Regions from separate parts of the Mus musculus genome. Here regions 1 and 2 are each linked to region 3. The links are chromatin loops, found by intact Hi-C in ENCODE. Cell type or tissue: left cerebral cortex. All regions are shown on one strand.

The links. Peaks named below come from ENCODE experiments on the same cell type or tissue, not always from the same donor. Only the 100,000 strongest peaks of a DNase experiment are listed, where the experiment ranks them.
Region 1: it touches region 3 in a loop (6-fold over the local background); 7 of 42 quality-filtered maps call a loop at or near these places.
Region 2: a loop joins it to region 3, with 3 times the contacts of the local background. A loop is called at or near these places in 3 of 42 quality-filtered maps.

The regions. Positions count from the first base shown.
Region 1 is chr12:118,298,309-118,306,308 of GRCm38, forward strand. Sp4 (trans-acting transcription factor 4) reads right to left here and starts at 3,132. Exons shown (of 6, transcript NM_009239.4): 1 at 2,919-3,132; 2 at 2,391-2,500; 3 at 330-1,884. The coding sequence starts at 2,925. In left cerebral cortex, CTCF peaks have their summits at 3,067 and 3,853; DNase peaks (open chromatin) are centred at 883, 1,830, 3,184 and 3,809; H3K4me3 peaks cover 3,680 bases; H3K27ac peaks cover 2,513 bases.
Region 2 is chr12:118,654,737-118,662,736 of GRCm38, forward strand. It overlaps Gm31626 (a long non-coding RNA gene), which reads left to right and starts at 6,966. Exons shown (of 3, transcript XR_382011.3): 1 at 6,966-7,010; 2 at 7,109-7,200. In left cerebral cortex, no CTCF peak of the experiment used is centred here; a DNase peak (open chromatin) is centred at 4,192.
Region 3 is chr12:118,835,660-118,843,659 of GRCm38, forward strand. No RefSeq gene overlaps it. Among named protein-coding and RNA genes, the nearest start is that of Sp8, 7.6 kb to the right of the region's middle. In left cerebral cortex, no CTCF peak of the experiment used is centred here; DNase peaks (open chromatin) are centred at 4,792, 6,163, 6,882 and 7,823; H3K4me3 peaks cover 801 bases.

The DNA.
Region 1 (8,000 bases), 540 kb before region 3:
TTCTATCAGAAGAGATGATGAGCTCATTTTCCCAAACGGTTCAAGTGTACTCAAATACGATCTCTATAATTATGGTTCTAATCGGAAAATGATGCTTTATGAAATAATTTAATTATTTACCCAGCTCAACACACAAAACTGAGTCTTAAAAGCTACAGAAATAAAGAGGTCACAATGATAACTACATCTAGTTGCTGGTATAATAGTCCAGTTTTTTAATCCCTTTCCAGTATATATACATCAGAGGTGTATCAAACCTAAAAGATAGCCCTGAGCAATAACTCTGTTACTAATCCCTCCTAATAATGGGTTAAAAAGATGTAGCTTACCTGCAACACTAGTGATTGTTACTGGAACTCCCTGAACTTGAACACCCGCAGCACCCAGGTTGGCAACGCTCACTGTCTGAAGGTTAGGCACTGATGCAAGCTGGGCAGTATTCAAAGTTATTGGGGCACCAGCAACAGCCACAGGAGCAATCTGAGCAAGAGTTGTGCCACCACTTGAAGACACTGGGGTGATGGTTAACTGCTGGGATAACCCAGCATTCTGAACTTGCAAATTTGAAAGACTTTGAATATTCTGGACCTGGACAGTTTGCCAGCTGATTTGCCCTGAAGGTGTTAAAGTTGGAGCCCTGATAAGTACCTGAGTCGGGTTTACTGCTTGAAGTTGAACATTCTGCAAAGGCTGCTGCTGGATGGTCTGAATTGTCTGCCCTGACTGGAGCTGAAATGACTGTGGTGGGATAGCTTGAATAATCTGCTGCTGAGGCTGCTGGATCTGGATTTGCTGCAGGATAGGCTGGCCTACAATCTGTACTTGTTGAAGGGAATTTGACTGGTCTTGTGCATTCTGAATTCCGTTGGACTGAAGCTGGCTGGAGCTCTGGGCTTCAGACTCAGTAGCAGCAGGTGTCTGTGGTTCTTCAATGGTGCGTTCAGAACTACTGGCTGATGTGCTTGCATACTGGCCTGTATCTGCTGAGCTCACTAATGTGTCACTGCTCGTCAGAGTTGTTGATGCGGTGGTTGTGCAGGTAGTAGAGGAGGAGGGCGATTCAGGCATAGTACTGGCGGGAGCAGTGCTGGTGGTGGGCGTAGAAACTAACTGATTCCCATTGGAAGTCCCACTGTCAGTAGTAGTAGTAGGCTGGCCGACTTGTCCAGTCCCTCCTCCAGCAGTCACGTTATTTATTACTGGCAAAGCTAAAGTCACTCCTCCAATGTTAATTGGTAGGGTTGTTACAACTTGAGCCTGAGTACCAGGAAGGGTCTGCAATTGCAATGGTATTGAAACGCCAGGTCTAATTTGTACTGGAACTGTCTGATTTGCCAGGTTTTGAGCAAGGATATTCCCAGAAGCTGTCCTGTTAGCAGCCGTGAGGATAGCTTGATTATTACCTGCAGAAATGAGCTGAATTTGACCCTGCAAATCCTGTAGAGATGAACTACTAGTTGGGTTGATTTGAATTTGCTGGCCTTCCACCGTCTGAAGTTGGGGGATCACTTGGTACTGTACACTACCGCTTGGGTTTTGTACTTGTATGACTTGAAATTGATTAGGGGTGGAAGGATTACCTGATTTAGTTTTTGTAGGAGAGGAACTCCCGTTATTACTGCTGGAAGAACTAGATGAACTAGAAGCTGGCTGAGAAACGTTATTTTCTTTTGAAGCAGGAGGAGTGGAGGCAACAAGTTGCCAAGCGTTTCCAGCAAGCTGCGTCGTCACCAGTTCTAGCTGCTGTGGCTGATTCTGAAGTTGCACCAATCCTTGGCTTGGATCTATAATAATCTGCTGTTGTCCAGTTGCTTGATTTTCACCAGGAGTCCCTATTTTGCTGCAAGTAGCTGCCAGTAAAGCCAGAGGAGAGGGCTGAGAGTCCTACCCAAAATGGGAGGGGAAAGGAGAGGGAGGGGAAAAAAGTGGGCGGATTTAGTGGAAGACAGCAGTCGGGAGGGGGTTATTTATTTTGAGAGCTCTAAGTATCAGAACACACTCAATAGGCAGCAGAATTAAAAAGGAAATATGAACAAAAGCAGGTGATAGAAGCTATATGAATAAAAAGGCAAGTCCTATTACATAAAGTTTAAATAAAAAGGAATTTTCTGGTAAACTTTCTTAAAGTGTTATTCTTCTAAACTCAAAATGCCCTTGGGAAAATAGACACCTTCTTCTAACAGTCTGAATTCCTGGTGTAATATAAACATCGTTATAGCCTCAACGATGGGAAATCTTCAAGAATTTACGATTTAAGTTCCTCACTCAGAAAGATGCTTTGAATGGATAAACATTTTTATTCTGTTCTTTACTTCTGGGTACTTAAAGAGCATAACTCCCTCTCTTCCCTAAAGCTTTGTGTTGAATTTTCTTTTAACGTTTGCTTTTACCTGGGAGCCTGAGGTTTTGGGTTTTTTATTGTTATTCTCTGGCTCAGAGGTTTTCCCTCCTTCTGTAGCCATCGCCGCTGCCGCCTCCTCCTCCTCCTCCTTCTTCTGATCTGCAACAACCCCCCACCACCACCAACACACACGACAACAGGTTATTAGGATTATTATTATTCGTTCTCCTCCCTTCTTCCCCCTCCCTCCTCTTGAACATTAATCTCCGTAAACCCGCGATCCGTGCACACCGGCAGGGGGTGGGGGAGAAGGAGGGTAGGGAGGAGGGGGCTCTCACGAAACGTGGTTTGAAACCCGACCCATAGGCTCCAGAGCAACACCCAGAAGGAGGTTGTTCTAGCTCAGACATTAAGACAAAACACAGCCCTCCTTCCCTCCCCCTGGTTCCCTCCCGCCCTCTCCTCCTCCCCTTCCAGCATCTCGGCGGCCCCGGGGGAGGGGGAAGCGAGCAGGGTCTGGGGAGGGAGGGACGAAGGGAGGCGGTGAAGGAGACCGAGGGGGGTGGAGAATACGTACCGCTCATCCCGCATTAACAGGACAAACCCTCTCAGAGACACTGGGATAGAGGTGGGTGGGGGTGGGGGCGAGGCGGGAGGAGAGGCCGGTCCCGCCCGCCCGCGGTGGCTCGGAGGAGGCTGTAGCTGGCACAGGCTCTGCCTCTTTTTCCGCGAATGGCCGCCGCTGGGCTGTGGCGTAGCAGCTCCTCTCTCCGCCCGAGCCCGGCTGACTCGCCCTTGATTGACAGCGGCGGCGCGCGGCGAGGGCGGCGGCGCGGGCCGGGGGGCGGAGCCAGGGCGGCGCGAGCGCGGCGACTCCCCACCCCCCTCGGCCTGCCTCCGCCGGCGCCGCCGACTCTCCACCCCTTCCCCCAGCGGATTGGCCGCCGACCTGCCGGGGCCGGGGCGCTGGGGCCGCCCTTTCTCCTCCCCTTTGCCCGGCTGGTGCTCGCTGCTGTTCGGCTTCTGCCTTCCCGGCCCGCGGAGCGTGCCCTCTCGGTGAGCTAGCTGCGGTTTGCTGCCGGCAGGCCCTCCATACAGCCAAACTTGTTGTCTCAGGATATCCCGCCCCCTACTCAGTTCCCGGCGCCCTCCACTCAAAAGCGCGCCGCAGCATCCTGCGAGGGGCCGCGGAAGGAAGACATGGAGCTAGGCTTAAGGGAGAGGAGCGGGGCGAGCGCGGGGAAGCGTGAGCTCCCTGCGATCCCGTGGTCTGAGTGGACTGCCAGCTGCCCCCTCGGCGTGAGCATGGCTTTTCCTAAGGCGCATCCGGACCCGGGCGCCCTTTTTCCCTGGCTCGGCTCTCATTGGATGAGGCCGCTGACGCACAGTGAGTCGTGGGAGGAGGCGGGCGGGCCTCTCCCGCAAAGGCTTTCGGGCCTCGTAGTTTTTGACGGCTATTCCGATTGAGGCACCGCCTTCCTCCCGCCCCCGAACGCGGCCTGGCTGCGGAGCCTAGAGCTGCCCGAGGGGGCGGTGGCAGCAGGGCGTGGCCGGGGCCGAGTGGGAGTTGAACCCCGCGCGGGGGGGAGGGAGAAATGGGTGTTGTTTGCCTGGGCCTATCGGCCGAGTGGGGCTGCCCGAACCGCCTCTGCCACCGCCCCCTCAGCTGAAAGCCGCTCCCCGCGGGGCGAGCTCACACCCGGAGCGCGCGGCGATTGAGCGGACCGAGGTGTTGGGAGGCGGGGTCTGGTGTCCTCGGGGTTTGAATGAAGCTGACTTGGGGTACATCCCCTTCGCCCTGCTTTCTTTGCTCACCTAGCTTGCCGGGGCCTCCGGTCTCAGCGCGAGGCCTGTGTTCCCACCGAGCAGGAGCTTCCATTTTATTTGTCGTATCTCTGGCTGGCTGCTGGTGCAGATTAGTGACTTGTCTTCTAGGGTGGCCACGAGTGCGCCTTAGAGTCTGCGTTCTTGGCGCGCTTCTCGCTCCTAGAGGTCTCACAAGGTTGTCCGGGCAAAGGAAAGCCTGGCTGCATGTGGGTCAGCTCTGGTCATGGTTTTAGCGTAAGCTTCTAGGCAAGTGGAATTCACAGCTAGCTGCGCAAAGCACTTTGTCAAATGCTCCTGAACCGGCCCCTAGCTTCTCTCCAAAGACATGAAATCAAGATACCAGGGACCGACCATATGAGCGACTGATGAAGTGTACCAAAGCTGGAAATAAGTCCCTAAAAAGAACCTTGGGACAGGACACCATTACACACTAGGCTTAAAGCGTTCCACATTTATTGACGTGGACCCCACATTCAGCTTTGGGTGTTTTTGTCTGGTGCCTGAGGTCTGACATATTGTAAGAGTGAGTGAGGAGTCTGGTTCTGTACTTTACTAGTGTTTCCTTGCTCAAGTATTTAGGGTGATGACAAAGCTGTAGCAGTAAAGTAAAGAAGCTGGAGTAAATTACAATGTTGCCTACTCCATTTTATGAGCTGAAGATACTATAGTAATCTCCTCCCATACACATCCCAATTCACTAGATCTTAGAAAGCTCAGAAGTGCTTGCTATATTATAGATACACAGTCTCACCTCAAGCACCGCCCCGATCCAGTTCGCCATAGTGACTGAAGACCAGGCATGAATTGGAGAGTTCCTTGTGGTTCTCTTTAGACAACTTGCCTTAGAGAAGTAATCGCAGCGTATTTAGATTTACAAAATGTCCTAAAGGTTCTGCTCCCTGTTGGTAAGTACTGGTATCCAGGAAACAGGGACAACCCTAACTTTTCTGAGGACCAAGAGCTGCAAGTTTCTAGCTGAATGTTTGCATCCCCAAGACCTAAACTCTGATACTGGGACTCTGTCCCTTGATTTTTGGAGTCAAGAGTCTTTGGTGCATTGTGGTTAGATGAGGTCACTCATGAATAAAACTTAGCAATCTTAGAACTTCTATCCTTTATTTTGCTGCCCCCCCATGTGAAGTACAATGACCACAAGACCCTCTCCAGAACCTGACAGTCCATGTCTTTATATCAGGCTCCTTCTAAAACGGTTAAAATAAACTGTTGTTGATAAGCTCTGGGTTGTGTTATAGCAGCCAGAGCTGATTAAAACACTGGCTGAGTCTTGAGACCTGGTGACAAATAAACTGCTTCTTAGGAACTCTTATCATATTATTATCCATGTAACAGAAGGCTTAGCTAGATGAGATATTGCCAAGAGGACAGCCACTCCCGTAGTACCATCCTAATTTAACCTATGTACTGTTGTACTGTGGTTGGCTTAATATTTCTTTAAATCGTTTTGCTTGATTTTATAGCAGTTATTTTAAGAATTTTATATTAGCTGAGCATGGTGGCTCATTCCTTCAATTCCAGCACTTGGGAGGCAGAAGCAAGTGGATCTTGTGAGTTTGAGGATAGCCTCGTCTATATAATGAGTTCCAGGCCGGGCCAGCCAACCAATATAGTAGGGCACTTTCCTTAAAATCTGATGAAAACCAGTTCTGCTATAGAAATGACAATCCCTAACAAAGACTCTCCTTTGACCAAACTTGAGCCATCCTCTAAATCTTATTTCTAACTTAGCCTTTTAGCTCTGCTTGCTTAGTCCAGTTTTAGCAAGTAAACCTGATGGGTCAGTTTAGTGACAGCCTCCCACCCTTGGAATCTAACCAAATTCCTTATCACCTGTTCTTGATATCACCCACAGTGGTAGTTTTGTCAGTAATTTTCTATCCACTGACCTACCTGTTCTTGACTGCATATCTCTACTTGCTCTTCTTCTAGGCACAGTTGAGCTGGGATTGCATTCATGCAGCACCACACCTGGGTTATGTGGTGCTGCTAATCAAACCCAGGGCTTCATGAATGCTAGGCAAGCAGTCTGTCACTGAGTGACCTCCCCAGCTTGAATACTATGTTTAACTCCTGAAATATCAGCCTCCTGGAGTGGAGGCCAAAGGCCAGGCAGGACTTTGAATCTGCATAGTGTTGAGAATAGTCAGGCAAGGAGATTGAAGCAGCTCTACAGGTGGCTTGATTAAATAGCTTAGGAGGAGGAACTTGGGCCCAGATATGACATGAATGAGAAAGGTTTCTTTTCTGAGTCACCTTCAGTTTCTCTCTAACCTAAAAGGCTTCGAGAATCATCCAGCCTAAAACAGTTCCATGTTTACGATCCACCTTTCCACAAAGTACACTGAATGAGAGTAGTTGATCAGGAATCAGACACCACCTCGAATGATGTATTTACAAGTGGCCTCATTAGTCCATAAGAGACAATGCATGGTACCATAATAAAGGCCTGGAAAGTGTTCAAAACTGTATTTAAAATGTAAATTTCTTACCCAGTAATAGCCATTTTTAGAAAGCAGAAAGTGCCACGCACACCCCAGTGAAGTCTTCTTGGCAGGCCGAGAGGCCTGGAAGCACTCACGAGGCAAAGAGGTTCACGGAAACTCACCTCCTGGAGCTTTGGTGTTCTCATTAACCCGTATACTCATACCCTATTCCTGCGTTAGTCTGGTGCATGGATCCACGTGCTCTCTTTTAGTATTATTTTATTATAAGTGCCTTTTAAGATTGAATTCTGACATAGCTAAGCCTTCGCCAGTGTTCCAACATCCTTGAAAGTCCTTGAACTGACCATGGGCTTGGAATTCAGTAACAATGTTGCCTATTCAGTGACATTCAGAATTGCCTCTGGTATTACTCTATCACTTAGAATAAAAGCCAAGTTGCTCCCATATACAGGAATTTACAATGGTTTAGGAAGTAGATCGGGCTGTGATTTTAGAGTTTTGCATTCATGAGATGGTTAGCTAGAACGGAACTCCCTAATTAGAACCATGACTTGGGTGTGAAAGCTCTTGACCTAGGAATGTAAAGACCTCACACCTGGCTTCTAAGACTATAGCTGACCTTAGATAGGGCTGACTTTGTCTCAGTTGTTTTATTGCCCAGTTCCTGCCAGTCTTTGTGTTTACATTCCTCTGTTTTGTGTAAGAGTCATTAAGCATCCAATAACCTCATTTGTACCTTGCCGATGTGTCATCTAACTTTCCTATTCTGTATAAAAAGTTTGATGCTCAATTTGACAAATTACATTCAGATTCTACACAATCTCGCGTGTTGGTCTGTCTGTCACTCGCCAACTCCTTGCCCATCTGCACCCAGAGACCCGTTCCACTCAGACAAGGGACCCAGAGGGTCTGCGGCAAGAAAGAGTTCAAAGTAATTGACTTGAATATAGAGCATTTGCAAGAAAATGGATAAAAGTTGACTGAATGTGTGGGCCTTTTAAAATTTATAAATAGTGTTTGTAAGTGGCATTATCGAATGTAAATGACCAAGTAACAAATACAGATAAGGACCCAGACAGCCTGTGTATGAACAGCTAGAATTAATAGCTTGGTCTTTCATCCCGTATGCTCAGTTCCTTCACGGAAAACTAATGTACAACTATAATTCATGATTTTTAGGCAGAGGCATGAGGTTCACCAATGAGTTCCAGGACATACGTTCTAGACTATATATAGCAGTAACATGCCTCAAAAACAAACAAACAAACAAAAAACTTGGAAAAAAAAAAAAGAAAAGAAAAAGCAAACAAAACCCATTACATTTCACGCTTTTTAGCACATCAAGTTTTTTATGTCAGCCAGTTTATTTG
Region 2 (8,000 bases), 180 kb before region 3:
TCCCATGATTCTTCAGCTGTCCTGAAGTGGCTTCTAGAAGAGAAACCATTTGGAACTACAGGGTCACCTGAATAGAGGTTAATTCTGTTTGAAAAGTGTTGCTGAACTGCCAAGTCGGACTTGAGGAAGAAACACATCAGAAACCTCTGTTAGCCATGCCTTCCTAGAATGTATGAAGTAAATGAACAAAACTGGGGTGGGGGTGGGAGATACCTCAAAGAAATGAAAAGTAAAAGCCATCACCTCCACCATTTCCACTTGAAATCAATGTTGCTTTGCTAGTTGATGGTCTCCATGAAGACTATAAAAGGTGATTAAATAGGAATATAATGCCAAGTGGCACAAGGCAATCCTGCATTACAAATGGCCAGGAATACTTCACATAAGAAATACTTCTCTTAGAAAATGATACAGAACAAAAATTTCAGGAGTATTTATTCCCATTATAAAACTTCAAAAAATGTATTATTTGTGTGTGAGAGAGACAGAGACAGAGAGACAGAGAGATAGAGACAGAGACAGAGCCAGACAGAGAAAGACAGAGAGAGAAAGAAACAGAGACAGTGCCATGGTGTGTGTGGTGAAGGTCAGAGGACAACTTTGTGAAGTTGGTTTTCTCCATCTACCTTTATGCAGCTCCAGGAATCAAACTCAGGTTACCAGGTTTGCTTAGCAAGGACCCTTACCAGCTGAGTCATCTTCCTAGCACTTGTTTTCAACATTAAATTCAAATTAAATACTTATTCAGAAAAGAAAAAACAAACAAGCAAATAGTATTTAGAGGTAGCAAAGATGGATAGTCAAGCAAAGGTGCTTGCAGTCAAAGCTGATGACATGGGTTCAATACCTGGGACCCACATGGTATGGGAGACCCTACTCTTGTACGTTGTTCAGAATCTGTCTGGCATGGGAGTAGTATATAGACCAAGTTGGCCTCCAACTCACAGAGATTCACCTGTCTGCCAAGTGCTGGGTTTAAAGGTATGTACCACTACTCTCAGCTTAAGTAAAGGTAATTTTAAAAACGTAATATTTAAAACTTCTTTAAATCAGAAGTTCTATGGCCTTGGGATGTAGCTCAGTTGGTAGAATGCTGAGCTAGTATTTTGAAACCTTGGATTTAGTTCTGATCATGTACAATCCAGGGACAACCGTACAGATCTGTATTCTAGAATTGGAGAGGCAGACCTAGGAGTTCAAGGTCATTCCTAAGGAGTTTGAGAACAATATGAGGTCTCTATCCATTTTTTTTTAATCTGAAATAAGATTTCTTTATGTAGCGTTCTCCTGGATAGCACTCTGTAAAACAGGCTGGCCTTAAACTCAGAAATCTATCTGCCTCTACCTCTGCCTTTGGAATGCTGGAATTGAAGGTGGGTACTATCACCACCTGACATTATGCCTTATTCTAAATTACTTTCATATTTGCATGCTCAGGAAAGATTCTGTCTCAATTTTTTTGGTTTATTTATTATTATATATAAGCACACTGTAGCTGTCTTCAGACACACCAGAAGAGGGTGTCAGATCTTAATACAGATGGTTGTGAGCCACCATGTGGTTGCTGGGATTTGAACTCAGGACTTTCGGAAGAGCAGTCAGTGCTCTTACCTGCTGAGCTATCTCTCCAGCCCCCTGTCTCAAAAATTTTAAATAAATTAATTAAATTAGAATTTCCATACTGTATGGAAGTTGCTGCCATTCAGCCCACAGGGATTTCTTACAAGTCCATTGAAAAATTAGTTAAAATACTGTGACAACACCAAAATCAATGCAGGTTTCTGGCTCCTCTGGAAACATCAGAACACTGAATCTCTCTGGCTTTTGGCTCCCTCACTGATTCGTGGGAGGCTACAGAGTTCAAACATGATCTCAGTGTTCACATCCTAATCTCCTAGGCTCTCTATTTGGAATCTCTGCATTACTTAGTGTGAGGGTTAATATTGATGGTAAACTTGATAGGACTTGGGACTGAGAGATGCCTGGGAGATTAGTAACACTTTCTGTGGGTCTCTGTGTGTGGATGTTTCCAGAGGCTGAAGGATTGTGAGGGCATACATTCCTTTGATAGGCTATTATTGATAAGTTATTTCACTGATAGGTGGTGTGCCTGGTTGGAGAAAGGCAGTCCTCGGGGGATGGGATTTTGAAGGTTGCATCTTGTCTTGTCCCCTGTTGTCATCCATTTCTGATTCCTTCTGTCATGCACCAAATAGCTATGCCCTACCCTGCCTATCTACCATGACAGGTCAAGATCAACTGAGCAAACCAACCATGACTCATACCTCCGGACCCATGAGTGAAAGAAAATACATCGTTTCTCCTTCTACATTGTGAGAATCAGGGCCACTGATAATATTCAGGCTTAAAAAAAATAATAAAAAGTAGGGGGTGGAGAAATGGACCAGTGGTTAAGAGCATTACTGCTATTCCAGAAGAGGTGGGTTCAATTCTCAGCACCTATGTGATGGCTCACAACCATTTATAAGTTCAGTTTCAGGGAATCAGAAACCCTCTGTGAGCACCGGGCACAAAAGTGGTGCACATACCAGCAGGTGAAACACCCATAGATATAACATAATAGTAATTATAAGTAAATAAACACAAAAGTCAAATGCAAAAACAAACTCAAATTTGAGAGGGTAAAAATAGTATGTCTACCTCATCTCTCAGGAAGCAGAATCTGAAAGATCACGAACTTGAGACCAGATTAGGCCACATAGTGACTCTCTGTCTCAAATAAACTTGAGAAGAAGTATCTCAGAGAATAGTAATCCTAATACCATGTAAAAGATCAGACATGAAGAGCAGAGTACAAAGGAGACAGGGACCAGAGAAACATGCCCTGAATAGGAGAAGAAGAAACACATTCTGTGGGTTACTGAGCACCCTGCTTCTGAGAGACCAGAAATCAAGTGTGGAAATCTAATGGTTCTCTGTCTCTAATGAATTAGAATGGTTATCAATTTTCTCTAGAATAGTTAGAATAGGTCAAGTGGTAGAACAGATGGTAAGGAAAATGCAAATTTTCAGAAGCTGTTATGTAGGCAGACTAACCTGGAACTCATGTAGCTCGATGAGATTTCAACTTGCCATCCTACTGCCTTCTCCTACTTAAAGCAGGCATGACTGGTATTTCCTACCACACCCAGCCTGCAGTGGTTTGCTAAGGGCAGTTCTGATGCAGCAACCTTCCTTTTACAGCTGTTAGCTCAGAAGTGGGAGAGAGTGAACCCCAGGGTAATCCTTTCCAAACCTACCTTTATCATTTGAAAAAATGCCTGGCTGGTTTCCCTTGTTTCAGAACACCAGGCATGGAAAAAGCCAGGTAGTGGAGTTTGAATACTTTTCTTGAAACGCTCTGACTTGCATTTCTCTATGGGGGACATAAATAACCCACCAAGGTAAAACAAGGATTCAACTGCCAACTTTCCAGAAAATGTTGACACAATAGCTTCTGAAAAACACATTGAAGTACGAATTCAAAAGTGAAGAGGACAGCTCTTTCTACCCTCTTTTGCAGCCCCTCTAGGACAATCTTAACTCAGGAAGCTATGCAGTAGAAACATGTGTGCCAAAGGCTACATTAGACATCTCATATTCATTTTTTTAAGGTGATGGTTCAAATATGACTCACCCAACTCTACTCTCCTTAGACTGGAAGAACTTATTTATTTCTTAAGGAAAATATTGTGTGTCACCTGATACAACCAGACAGGCTACCTAAGTATACCAAAAGAAAGTGTACTAAGATATTCAATGTAGAGTCCTTAAGATATTCAATGTATAGAGGCCCTTATATAGCTTAACAAGTGTATGGATTACAGAGTGTGTTACACATAGCCATGGAATACTCCACATAGGGAGGAGTCTGTTTTTTCTCAAAATAGCATGCAAATTCCCAGAGGTGCTTTTCTACTCAAAGAACTAATGGATGTATAATAAAGTAAATGTTTTATAAGTTTCTTTACAAAAGAGAGAAGGCAAATAAAGTAAGTGGCAATGGTTTCTATGATAGGCCACCAAGCGACAGCAAAAACTTGACTGAAAACTTCTCCAATGCTCAATGGAGAATTCTTGGGCACTGTGTATGTTGGCTAGGTTGCCATCTTCAGAGGACTGTTCTTTGTGAATCTCTCCTACACGGACCTCAGTCAGCCTATTGCTAAGGCAGAGCTTCCAAAAACACTATCCCATCTCCCAGTATCTTCTTTTACTCTTTCTAACTTTGTGCCCACACACAGAGAAAAGGACACATTTTTAAAGAGTCTAAAAATATATGCCATCCCTACATTTGCCTCTGAGGCAGTTGGGCAGTTTGTGCTGTCGAGCGCTCTCGTACATAAACCATCACCCAGATGTTCATTCTCTAATTAAATAGTTTGAATCGACATCTGTATGATTTCTGCCAAGTTTATTAAATGGGATTTTTTTATATTGTACGTCCATGTTGGGTACTGTAGAGAAAATACACTTTTTTTTTTTTTTTAAATGTAAGGCTGACTATATGTTTTGAACAGGAAGATTCCTAACTTGTTTGCTTCAAAGAGGAGTGCAAACCTTTGGAAGACGAGTACCTTTTAGAAACCGCAAAGTCGGGGGAAGAGAAAGAACTACAACTATTAAAATGCACACACACTGCTGGCTGGCACTGTTGTGACAGCCGCAGTATCGGCGTCAGTCAATTATCTTCACAAATGCCTCTTGTGCTAATGAGCACTCACAAAAATCAGCAGACTTTTCTGGCAAGGAGAAAAGATCAGTTTCATTGCTTGCAGAACTAATTCAGGGTACAAAAGTGAAGGCTTTGCCATCTCTGTCTCTTTTACTGCTCCTTTTGTGAAGGCTTTTGATGTGCGCTGAAGAGCTGGGCCTGTTTGGGCCCTCCATCTCCAGTTCATTGCCTGTCATTAACATACATATCCATAATAAAAGTTCGCTAAGTCACGAACAGCTGTCCAGAAAGGAGTTTGAGAAGGAAGGGAGAAAAAAGGACCTATGCCTTCTCAAAATGCTGACAATACTATTTAGCCCCCTTTTGGCAATGATATACCTAACATTTTAAAGCCGCCTTTCACTCCAAATGGAAGGAAGTATAATACAACATTCAAACACATAGTGGTTTCATTTTGAAACAGTCATTTGCTGTATTCAGAGGGAAAACGTCTATAGTTACCAGATGCAAAGAAAATCCATCATTCATGATACATACGTGTAGGTTGGACACACACACACTTTACATTGTTTTTGCAGAACACTAAATAACCTCGAATCTTCCACTTAGCCCAGAGAAAAACCCCCTACAGCAGATGCTCGAGAGTGGTTTCATGCCCATTGCTTTCTGCAGTCTATGAGACTGACAGTTACCTATGGTTAATTTGTTATCAATGGAGTCTATGTTAGCAAAAGAAAATATCATCCAAATTGTACCATAAAACTTTTTTTATGATTAAATAATTTCTGTCTAGATACCCTGATGAAAATTCCTGTTATTAAAAAAACAAAACCAAAAACCAAAAACCAAAAACCAAACAACCTTCTTAGAAATGTGTAGCCATGGCTTTGAAATGGAGAACTTGTTTTTACACATTTTCAAGTCCCATGAGCCTTTTAAGACAGCTGCTTAATTAAATGACTGCCATTATGTTCCTGGTTAAATTTTTCTAAAGGCAAGAAGGAAACAGTTTTTCTTAAGAAGAGCCCTGAGGGCAAGAAATAGACTTTAAATTAATGATGAGGAAAGGGCGCCTTCCTTATTACTTGAACCGGGGCTCAGTTTTATCAAGCTCCAAAAGACAGCACGGGACAGATACATATCCTTTAGCTACCAACCCAGGGAGTTCATGACCTGAGGCCGTCTACAGGGGCACTGCACCCTACACTTTTTCCCATCTTGAGTTTGAAACTTAGGGTCGGCAGATCTGTCAATTAAAGGTTTACCTTCATTTACATTAAGGGCATTTCTCTCTCTCTCTCTCTCTCTCTCTCTCTCTCTCTCTCTCTCTCTCTCTCTCTCTCTCTCTCCCCTTTTAATCTCTCACTTCCTTTCTTGCCGATTCCTTCCTTTCTTCTTCCTAAATCAGAATCACGTTGCAAAGAAGAACCAACAGCCCTCCATTCTGTGAAGATTTTAGTCCTGTAAAGACCCTCCCACCATGCCAAAACAGCTTGTGCCATATAAAACCAAGACTTTAATCCCACTTGTTGCTCTCCCCGCCCTTCTCTCTCCACTCTCCTCCCACCCCCCACTCCGGAGTCTCTTTACAGCCGCATCTCTCCCAGATCAGTCGCTAAAAATCTTTAACTCTGCCTATTTTGATCTGAAAATTAAATCTTATTTATTATGCATCCTGTTTGTTGTCCTTGGAGAACCCCAGCATTCATTTCAAGGGGTCCAGAATGACTTCTTAAACACATTTCTCTCTTTGCTGCAATTAAACAAAGTGGGGCTGTGATTAGCCCTCCGTAGGGGGGAAAGAAAAAGACACCGTTGAATCAAAACGAGGGGACCTGGCTGGGCATTATTTCCTCACAATGCCGGAGTTTATTGCTGAAACCTGCTTATCCCCCAGCTCTGCACTCCATGGGAACTTCAGTCAGGTGGAAAGTGATTTTCTTCTCTGCAGCTTGAAGTATCGTTAAGACCCCGCTGAAGGTCCTAAAGCTGTTCCTAGTAACTGAGACATTTAGGATAATCTTTGTGGAGTTTTTCAGGAGCTTCTGCCTTTTGCTGCTCTCAGGAGAAGAGTTAATAAGCTTTCACTGATTCTTTTTATTTTTATTTATTTATATTTTAAAAAAAATCTAAGTCAAAAAGCGCCTGTTTAAGTACCACCTCCCTCTAGCTCTTGGGAATCCACTCAAGAGGGCTTTGCTTGGCTCTGTGTTCATGACACATAATGAAAACAATTTTACGCTGTGGAGGGAAGTATTGGGCAATTACTGATGTAACAGCCACCTGCAGTAGCGAGCCCTGGCTGAAGCATCGTGTGGTTCATGAATATTTGATGGTGTGATGTTATTTTGAATGGCTGGGGCAGGTGAAGGGGGCCGAGGGTGTAATAAGCGACTCTGCTGGAGGCTGTGTCCCTACTCTGTTTCCCTGCAGGGCCCACAGTGTAACACCAAGAAGCATCCTGACCCCGCTTGGATGGAGGCAAGGGCCGCTAAGGCTGAGGCAAGATGCTATGACAAGTCACGGTGGGCACTCTTTACAATCCCTTGTCTGCCGATTTTACACACGTTGTCCAGCGTGAAAAGCCACCGCATCAATCTTGTCCGATTTAATTTGATAAATTAAGTGTGGATAAGGATTAAATGAGAATTTTGTAATGGAGAAAACTTGTCTTTGCTCTTTAATTCAGTTGTAAGAGGGAAACCCTATAAAATATAAAGCAATGCCAGAGAGAAAGAGCTCACTCTAGTAGCATTACACACAGAGATGCTAAGTTAGAGTACTCCTTGCTTCCTGGTGTTTCTGTAGAAAACACTCACCCTGTATTCAAGCATATCTACCACCATGCGCACATACAACGGAAGGCCTAGAAACACTAGAAGCAAACGGAATTCAACATGCTTCCCGCAGTGAAATGTACCTATTGAAAATTGTTCATGAATAGGTAGACTATTTTGAGTATCATTTCATTTTTCAAGTGTTGTTTTCCAAACATGAAATGTCAAGATTTAAATGAGTCTCGTAGCTCTAACAATACATTTCTGCCACCTCAGACTTAGTGAGTCCTCCTTCTTGTCATGTTTAAGGTATCAGACTCAAAATTCATGTTGTGTATAACCACAATGAAAACGTGATACAAATTATTCTGTATGACAGATATTTCTATAGTCTGGGACAGTCTGAACAAACAGTAGGTAGGTATTTGGACAATTTGATAGAAATTCAAGACAATTCCTTGTGAGTTTGTTAAAATTTGTTCTAAACTTTGTGTGTGGTGTGTGTTGGGAATGGTGGAGTTCAGGCCGAATGGCTTTCTAGAGAGAAC
Region 3 (8,000 bases):
ATTTCTCAAAAAAAGAGAACATTTCAAATCTAAAATTGTGGATTTTTAAAGGTTTGTTTAAATCACTACTGTTTACTAGCTTTGCTGCTTTAAAATCTTTTAGATCCTCAATATAATACAACATAATGCAATAAAAATGTGCAAGGCATAGGATTGAGAGGAGAAAAAGAGTAGAGAGAGAGGAAAAAAAAAAAGCCAGAGATTGTCAGTAAATAAAAAGGGAAATCAGGGCCTTATGGGTCATGCCTGCAATCCCAACCATTTTGGAGGCTGAGGCAGGAGGGTTGTGGCAAGTTTAAGGCCAGGCTGGACTAAGGAGACCAAAGGAAAATAAAAGTTACTTTTCTCTGAATCTATGTGTAGGTGCTGAGACTCAAAACTCTGATTCTGATCTTTAAGTGGGTAGTGGCACTCTGGGCTGAGGCCTCGGTCTTTACTGAAGGAGAATGAAGATTATCTCCAGGCTTTGGTCAGACTCAGAGTTTCCACAAGGGAAATGCAGTCGGTGTGCCTGAAGTTCACCTACAGGAGTGTTAACCTCCTGTGGCTTGGGGTCCTGTCCTCTACGGTGAAGGGTAGTGGAGAATGAACAGCAGTACTGTTCTTATCAGTGCGGTGCCTGGATCAGCAGCATTGGGCGTGAGCACTTGGTGGAAATATACAATACACAGGTATAGCCACAAAACTTAAACTGACCCTCAGGATTTGGCCCAGAAACCTGCCAGGTAATTGGAATAGCTCGGCGGGTGATGCTGATACAGAATTCCGGACATAAGAATCAGCACCTCACTTTTCAAAAGAAGCCAAGATCCGTGAGGGAGCTTTGGCCACAGTGGGCTTAGCTATTGCCCAGGCAGGGAAAGTCCGCTACAATCTGACCCGGCGGCGACCCCGCGCTCGCACCCGCCTCCAGGACATCGCTCAGAGCAGGTGTCAGGTGGGCGGCCCGGGGAGCGACGGGCCCCTCCCGCGGCCGCGCGTGCCAGCCTCAGCCCCCTCCCGCCCCTCCAGCCCCTTTGTCCGCCCCGAGGGCGGCCCCTTCCCGCCCGCAGGGTGTGCAAGCTCTCCGGGGGAGGGCGCGGAGGAGGGTCGGGGAGGAGCTGGGAGGATCAGGGCGGGCAGCTAAGCTTAGGGGTGGGAGCCGCAGCGCACCCGCAGAGGAGCCGCTCGGTGACCCGCGCTGCAACCCGTGCGCAGCCGCCGTCCCGGGGCGCGCTGGTGACTCCCCTTTGGCGAGAGCAGACACGGCCCTCAGCCCCGGAGCCTGAGGCTACCGTGTCTGTACAGCAAGGCGGGGGAGCTCGGCTAAGCGGATGGGAGGGCCGAGGGAGGGCCGGGGCGGGGCCCGGCCCGCAACAAGCAACCCGGGGCGTGCTCCTTCTTCTTCAGAGAAGTCGGACCTTGGTCCGGGACGCGTGCGCTCCCAGGCTGGAGAAAAGGAATTGGGGAAGGCGGGTCGGCAGGAAAGAGAGCACTACTGAGGACCTGAATATTCGGGGAGCAGCCCTAAAGCCGAGAATCCCGACGCCTTCTCTCTGCCCCTCAGTCTGGAGCTGTCATACTTTCCTATGACTGCTTCACCGTCAGCAGTGACTTTCTCAAGCGACTGGTGGGAAAAGTGGCCCTCCATTCACTTTCACTCCACCCCTAAAACCAGCAATACTGCTGAAGCTGACTGCCCTTCTGAGATGCTGGGAGAGGCTGGGCGGTTGCCTCCAACAGTGGAGGAGACCCCTGGAGCCTGTCCATTCCCCATCTCTCCTTCTTAGAATCTTCCAGTATCTTAGGCATAACACAGAAACGGCCAGCCAGGTGAATCGGTATATCAAAAACGGCCGAGTTTTCATGAAAGCAGGGGCCAATTTGAAGCACTAGAACAATTAAATGCAGAAACCGCAGCTCTGGGTGATTCTCTGCGTGCGGGCATCCTCAGTGGGCCCTGCCCTGAGAGGGGCGAGAACGAAGTTCAAGTCCCTCTGAAGCTGAGCTCTGAACTGGGGCGTAACAGGCACCTTCAAAGTCAGCACTGGGTTGTAATTTCTCTTCAGACTTCACACCCTACAATTTCTCCCACCCATTATTAACCATTTTGGGGTTTCTCTTCCTAAATCTTGCCTGAGGAAGCTAAGGGGAAGGAAATTCTGCTCATCGTCGCTTAAGAAAAAGTGTATGTTTGACTCGTTTGGCAATTTACCCAATAAAATTATTTATGAATATCAAAAGTATATAGTGAAGTTTTAAACACTATGTGCTAATAAACAATTTGTTATATTTTATAATGTTGATTAAAACACGAAATGAATTAACATGATCGATAGCCCAATGTCAGTCAGTAAAATAACACTAGTGCGGTTTTTAACTTAAAAACTTGCAAATTTTAGTTAGTTGTGGGCTCTTGGCTTGCTTTTCCCCCTTGTTCTTAAGGATCCACCTGGTGAGTTCTAGCAATCACTTCACTTTCTTCTTAACCAAACCAAAGGATGTGGGTCAGTTACTGTCCATATTTCAAGTATACAGGCAAAGAAAGTATCACACTGGTAACCTCTTTCTGGTTGATGACAACCGATTTTTCCCTACAGCACCAAGGGGTGGGGGCGGGGGATATATTCAGGTTGGAATACCACCAAAGCACCATCTACAGAAAAACTCTGTCCTTAATAGCTGTCCCTTTGAAAGTAATGGACACTCCATTTGAGGGCTGTAAATACCAAGTGTGGACAGTGTAGTTGTGGGTCTGTTTTACAAATGTTTGCTTTCTTCAGTGTTGATCAAAGACCAATGTGTTTGCCTTATGAGGCTGCCTTGGATAGTGTTTTTAGAGCAATTACAGACACGACAATAATCAATTCAGCTTCTTTTACCTTATGGATTCTCCTCCTCCAAAAAGCCAGGGAGGAGTTTTGAATAGAATGATTCATTTCAATAAGGACAAAGGAGACAGAAGGAGGAATGACACTGGCTGTGGCCGGTTAAGTGCAGGCATTGCTTAGAAGAAAAGTTTGATCCTGCCTCCCTCTGCAATTCTGGGTCTTATTTTGAATTAAAATGGGGCAGACTCCTTTGGTGGACAGCAGGGTTCTTCTTATTTGAGACAGAACCTTCTTGGCTAATATTGAGGTAGTACATGATTTGAAGTGTTTGAAGGAAACAAAGCTTCGTAGCATAATTCAAATTGGAATGATAGGTTGAAAACGTTTTAAGATTACCAACATTCATTACTTTTCTAATTGATAAACAAGAACAAAGACTGAATGTCTTCTTTAAAAGTAACTACTGCTGAATACAGGCATGGTTCTTATCAAGAAAAAAAAATACCCTGCTCTTTCTAGATGGGAGGGGTTTCTTCTGGGGAACTTGACTCTAATGATGTGGAATCTAATGCCCTTGAACCCAGGGTTAGGGGTGTTACTTTATATGTGGATTAAAGGGAAAAAATCTTAATATTCTTTAAAGTGAAAGAGATTGATTCAAAATGTATAAACCCTACTGCCTGCCCCCCCCCCACCTTCGCCCACTAATTCAAAATTCAGGTGGGAAAGAATGTAAAGTGATGAATGCCTCTCTTAAGACAGTGACTGCATATAGACCTGACACCAAAGGACAAGAGTGATGGAGAGAATCACTTGGATCCCTCCAGTTTCCCTCTAGATCTCTTTCAGGAGCAAAACTGTTGTTTACTTAGGAGGAGAATATTTCTAAGTGCTGCAGAACTTACTAAAATTCAAGACTTAAGAGATTCTTAGAGAATGACTTGTACCAGGAGTTCCATAAAGAGATGAGCTGAGATGGGGGAAGGGAACGCCCATCCTAGTTGGAGCAGAACTCTTGGAACAGGACTCAGGGAAAAAGATCACTGTGAGGTGCGCAGCAAAGCTGCTGTTTTAGGCATGTATGACCAACACAAATGCCCAGTTCTCCTCGATGGTCTAATTTGACTCAAATGTGAGACTTACCTAGTCAATGAAGCAAAAGGTGGGTGGGCTCCTAATTCCTTTCACTTAAGGCTTCTGAAAGGCCTTCAGTTAGAAGCAACTCTCTTCCTCTTTCTCTCTCCCTTCCTCCCCCTCCCTGGAGGTGGGGGTGTTTCGAAGATGCTGGCAGACAAACTCTTCCTAAATTACTTTTGAAGTCGTGTTATTTTTAATGTACAAACCTAGTAAATTTCAAAGAGTTTAATGGTGTTTTCAGACAGTTGCACTATCAACTTTACTCCAAAATTAGGTTTTCATTTTCCTTTTGATTTATTTAACTGAGAAACATGGGGTCCTTAGGTACGAAACACTAAGAGAAACAAACTAGATTTGAGACCTGATGAAGGTAGATTTTAGTAAAAAGTCCAAGAGAAGCCACAATTAAACACATTAATATCCTTAATGCACAGGCTGGCTAAACATCTGCAACTCCTCATAAGAATCCCTACCTCTTGTATGTGTGAGTGGTGTGTGTGTGTGTGTGTGTGTGTGTGTGTGTGTGTGTGTGTGTGTTTTAAAGTGGCTTCTGTTATCCCCACTTAAGAGAATAAAAGTCAATCCTGTGCCCGAGTTTTGGTTAGGATTCAATATTCTAAGCAAAATATGCTCAACAGATGATAGTGGAGATGAAGCCAGAAAACAACTCCAGCTATTTAAACTGCCAAATGAGACATAAAGCTGCATTGTAAAAATCATCTGGAAAACAGGTTTTCCCATTGAAGTCGCTATGTGTTAATTACTGTGAGCTGGAAGGCTGGAGATCGAACGCCTGGAAGCCGACTTTCACCCCGCATACGTAAACGGAAAAAGTGCTGAACTGCAGCCAGAGGGCTCCTGCCTGGACTCATTGCCATGCATGCCTAGACATTAATATGTGTTCATGGAGGGCTCGTACAGTACGAGGTGTTATTTCCTTATAAAGAAACACCAGGTCTCGCTTTCCATTCTTCTTACAAAATTATTCGCATTATTTATGCTACATTGAGCGATCTAATTTCTTCGTGATAGTCAGCTAATTGCTCTGGCAGGTAATTAGAAGCGGTTTACAACGCAAAGGGCTTTTGCATTGCCCTTCGGATTATTAAGTTGCGCTGTAAATTATACTATATTTGCTGGGGAAAATTCTTTTGAGCAAGTTCTCTTCCTGCGATCCGAGATGAAATCACCCCCCCCCAACACACACACACCCCTCCCTAGCCACCCCCACTACCACCACACCCCCCCCCCCCCCCCGCTTTTCCTGGACTCAGAATCGAATGATTCTAAAGCTCACGATTTTGTTCGTGTTCACTGGGCCGAAATAACGTGGCCATTATGGCCTGAAATGGGCCAGGTTTGAAGCGAGCTTCCTGCGCGCCTGCAATATCCAGCAGGCATGTGGGAAAAGAACGGCTTAAATGGGGACATCTGCTCAGTGCTGCTCATCTTGCTCTTACAGCCAGGTCAGGTTAAGAGAATAACCTGTTCCTCACTTTTTTTTTCTTGTTAATAATACTATTAGTAAAAAGCAAGCAAGCAAGCACGCGCACACACACACACACACACACACACCAGCACTAATTGACTGCCATATAAGCAAAGAATCACACACACACACACACACACACACACACACACACACACACACACACACACACAAAGGTAGCAGCAGTTACTAGAGGAACAGTAAAACATAACCATTGAGTGATTTCAGCAGAAAGGCACAGAATTCCTGCAGAAAAATAACCCACGAAGAAAAATTCACGTATGTAAGGTCAAAAAAAAAAAAAGCTCCCTATTTAAAAAAAAAAAGGATTTGTGTAAAGTATCCCATGAACTCATATGAATAAAACTAAGCTGAAAGTATCTCCAATGAACATTTTCTTCCTTGGGCTTTCTAGTATTTTTGACACAACCTCCCCCCCCCCCAACACACACACACTTTTTGGATGGTTTTTGATCTGTGTAATCTCTTGGGTCCTGGTGATGGAGCTCAAGGAGAAGCACACTAGTTTGTTCCATGGATTTAGAAAGTGAACTATAAAACCCTGGTCACAAACATCCCCATTCGGGAACCCTGTACACTGATTTGAATACATGTGTGGCAGAGCACAGAGACTCAGAGCAGCTCCTAGATTATTTGTAATTAGACACAATTCCCAAAGTAACATTTATCTTCCCGAAACTGCGATTGCAATTGTCAACCGTCTGGAGGAGCAGGCAACTGGGTGAGCTGGGAGCATTGCTTCTCCCAGGAACAGAACAGAATGAAAAGAAATCAATAGTGTTACGGATAAGAATTTAGTAGTTTTTAACTCTGCATGTTAGCTGTGAGAAAGTAATATATAATACCAAAAGAAAAAACAGCCAAACAAATCTATTCCAGAAAAAAAAAATCAGACACTCATCTGAATGTCTACGCTGCTTTATTTTTTACAAAACAGTCTTGCACAAGAACAGCAACACCATCCTCTGAAAACAAGCAAACCCTTTTCCTAACAAGTGTTTTCTTCTTTTACATGGTGAAGAAGAATGGAAAAGCTGTGGAACTGATTATCAATTTCGTCTATAGGCTGGGAAAGACGAATAAAAAAATTAACCATGGACTGTATGCCTGCAGAGGTAGAATAAGGCCACTTCAATATGAAATGAAGATATGAGTATGCATATGAAAAATGTGTTTTGTTTTCTTCATTTAAATAGGCTATACACACAGAGTGGAGGTTTGAGTCTTGGTAATTTGTTAAGGTTGTTTGATCCATGGGGGCAAGTCCTTGTCTTCTGACTATATACAATTTGAATTACCTAGTAAAGTAAATCAAAGATCATAATACCCTAGGTTAAACCGGTATACATCTTTTAATTAAAAAGTGTTCCTAACTTTGAATACTTTAAAGCGACAGAGAAGAAAAGCGATAAATTTTAAGGAGAAATGGAAGAAAATATTGAGTCGACTCAGAAAGAGGTAAAGAGAAAAGGAAATACTCGTTTCCATTTTATTCGAGAAATAATGCTTTGCATCCCCAAGAGTCCCCGGCAAGTAGCTCAAGAGTCATGGCGGCCTCGCTGTGGCCAACAAATACATCCAATTAAGCAATGCCAGGAAAGTAAGGACCCGGCTGTAAATGTGGCCGGACAGTTGAAACCGAATAACCTTGCTAATAGGGGCTATTGTTCAGCGTGGAAGTTCCCATTTTCCAATCAGGAAAATACAGCCCTCTCTCAGCTCTAGCCGACTGATCCCTTCCCACCTACGGCTCAACAATCTGCCACCAGCGAGGGGCTTTTATTACATCCCTTCCCAGGAAATGTCAGGCAAGTTCTTAAGTAGAACCACCCGAGAGCAGGGATGGGCCGTGGAGGGGCCCTCAGGAATCCACAGGTCCACTCCTGGCCAGGCTTTCTTTTCAACAGGAGAGAAACTTTGACCACAGAATTCCCAACAGCCCCCACCAACCCCCACCTGGCTCAGCCCTCTTCTCCCCCGGGCGCTGGAGGCGCTCGGCCCCACTTGCTTTATTTAGTAGCCTGCGCGCTTCCGCACCAGGTGCCCACACTGAGGAGAGAGTGAAGCACCCCCTTCCCACCTTTCCTGCCAGGGTCGCACGCCGCTGGCAGCGCGCTCAGTCGCGGAGGACAGCCCCGGTCGCTTAGCAAAGCTGGGGAGTTGCAGCCAAGCCTTGGGCAACCCAGAAGCCAGCAGCTGGCTTATCCGTAGCCTGCGGAGGTACGACGCGCTCCGCTTCCCTGTCTTCTCCCACCAGGCTTTCCCCGTAGCTTTCTTCCTTCCCCTTTTTTATCCGTTAACCCGTGTATATGTCAGACCACACTTGCATTCGAAACTGTATTTGCAGTAAGAAAGAAACTTTGATGTTTTCAATGATAAAATTCCCATTTGTGTTTAGTGGTTACAAATGGCTTTATTTACTTGTCTTGGAATCTACACATTTTAATCTATTAATCAAGAGGCAGAAGCAGCATATCTCACTCCCCGCTCTCTGGAAGGAGAAAGCAGACATCCAGACCTCTGTTTTCCTTTTATAACCTCAT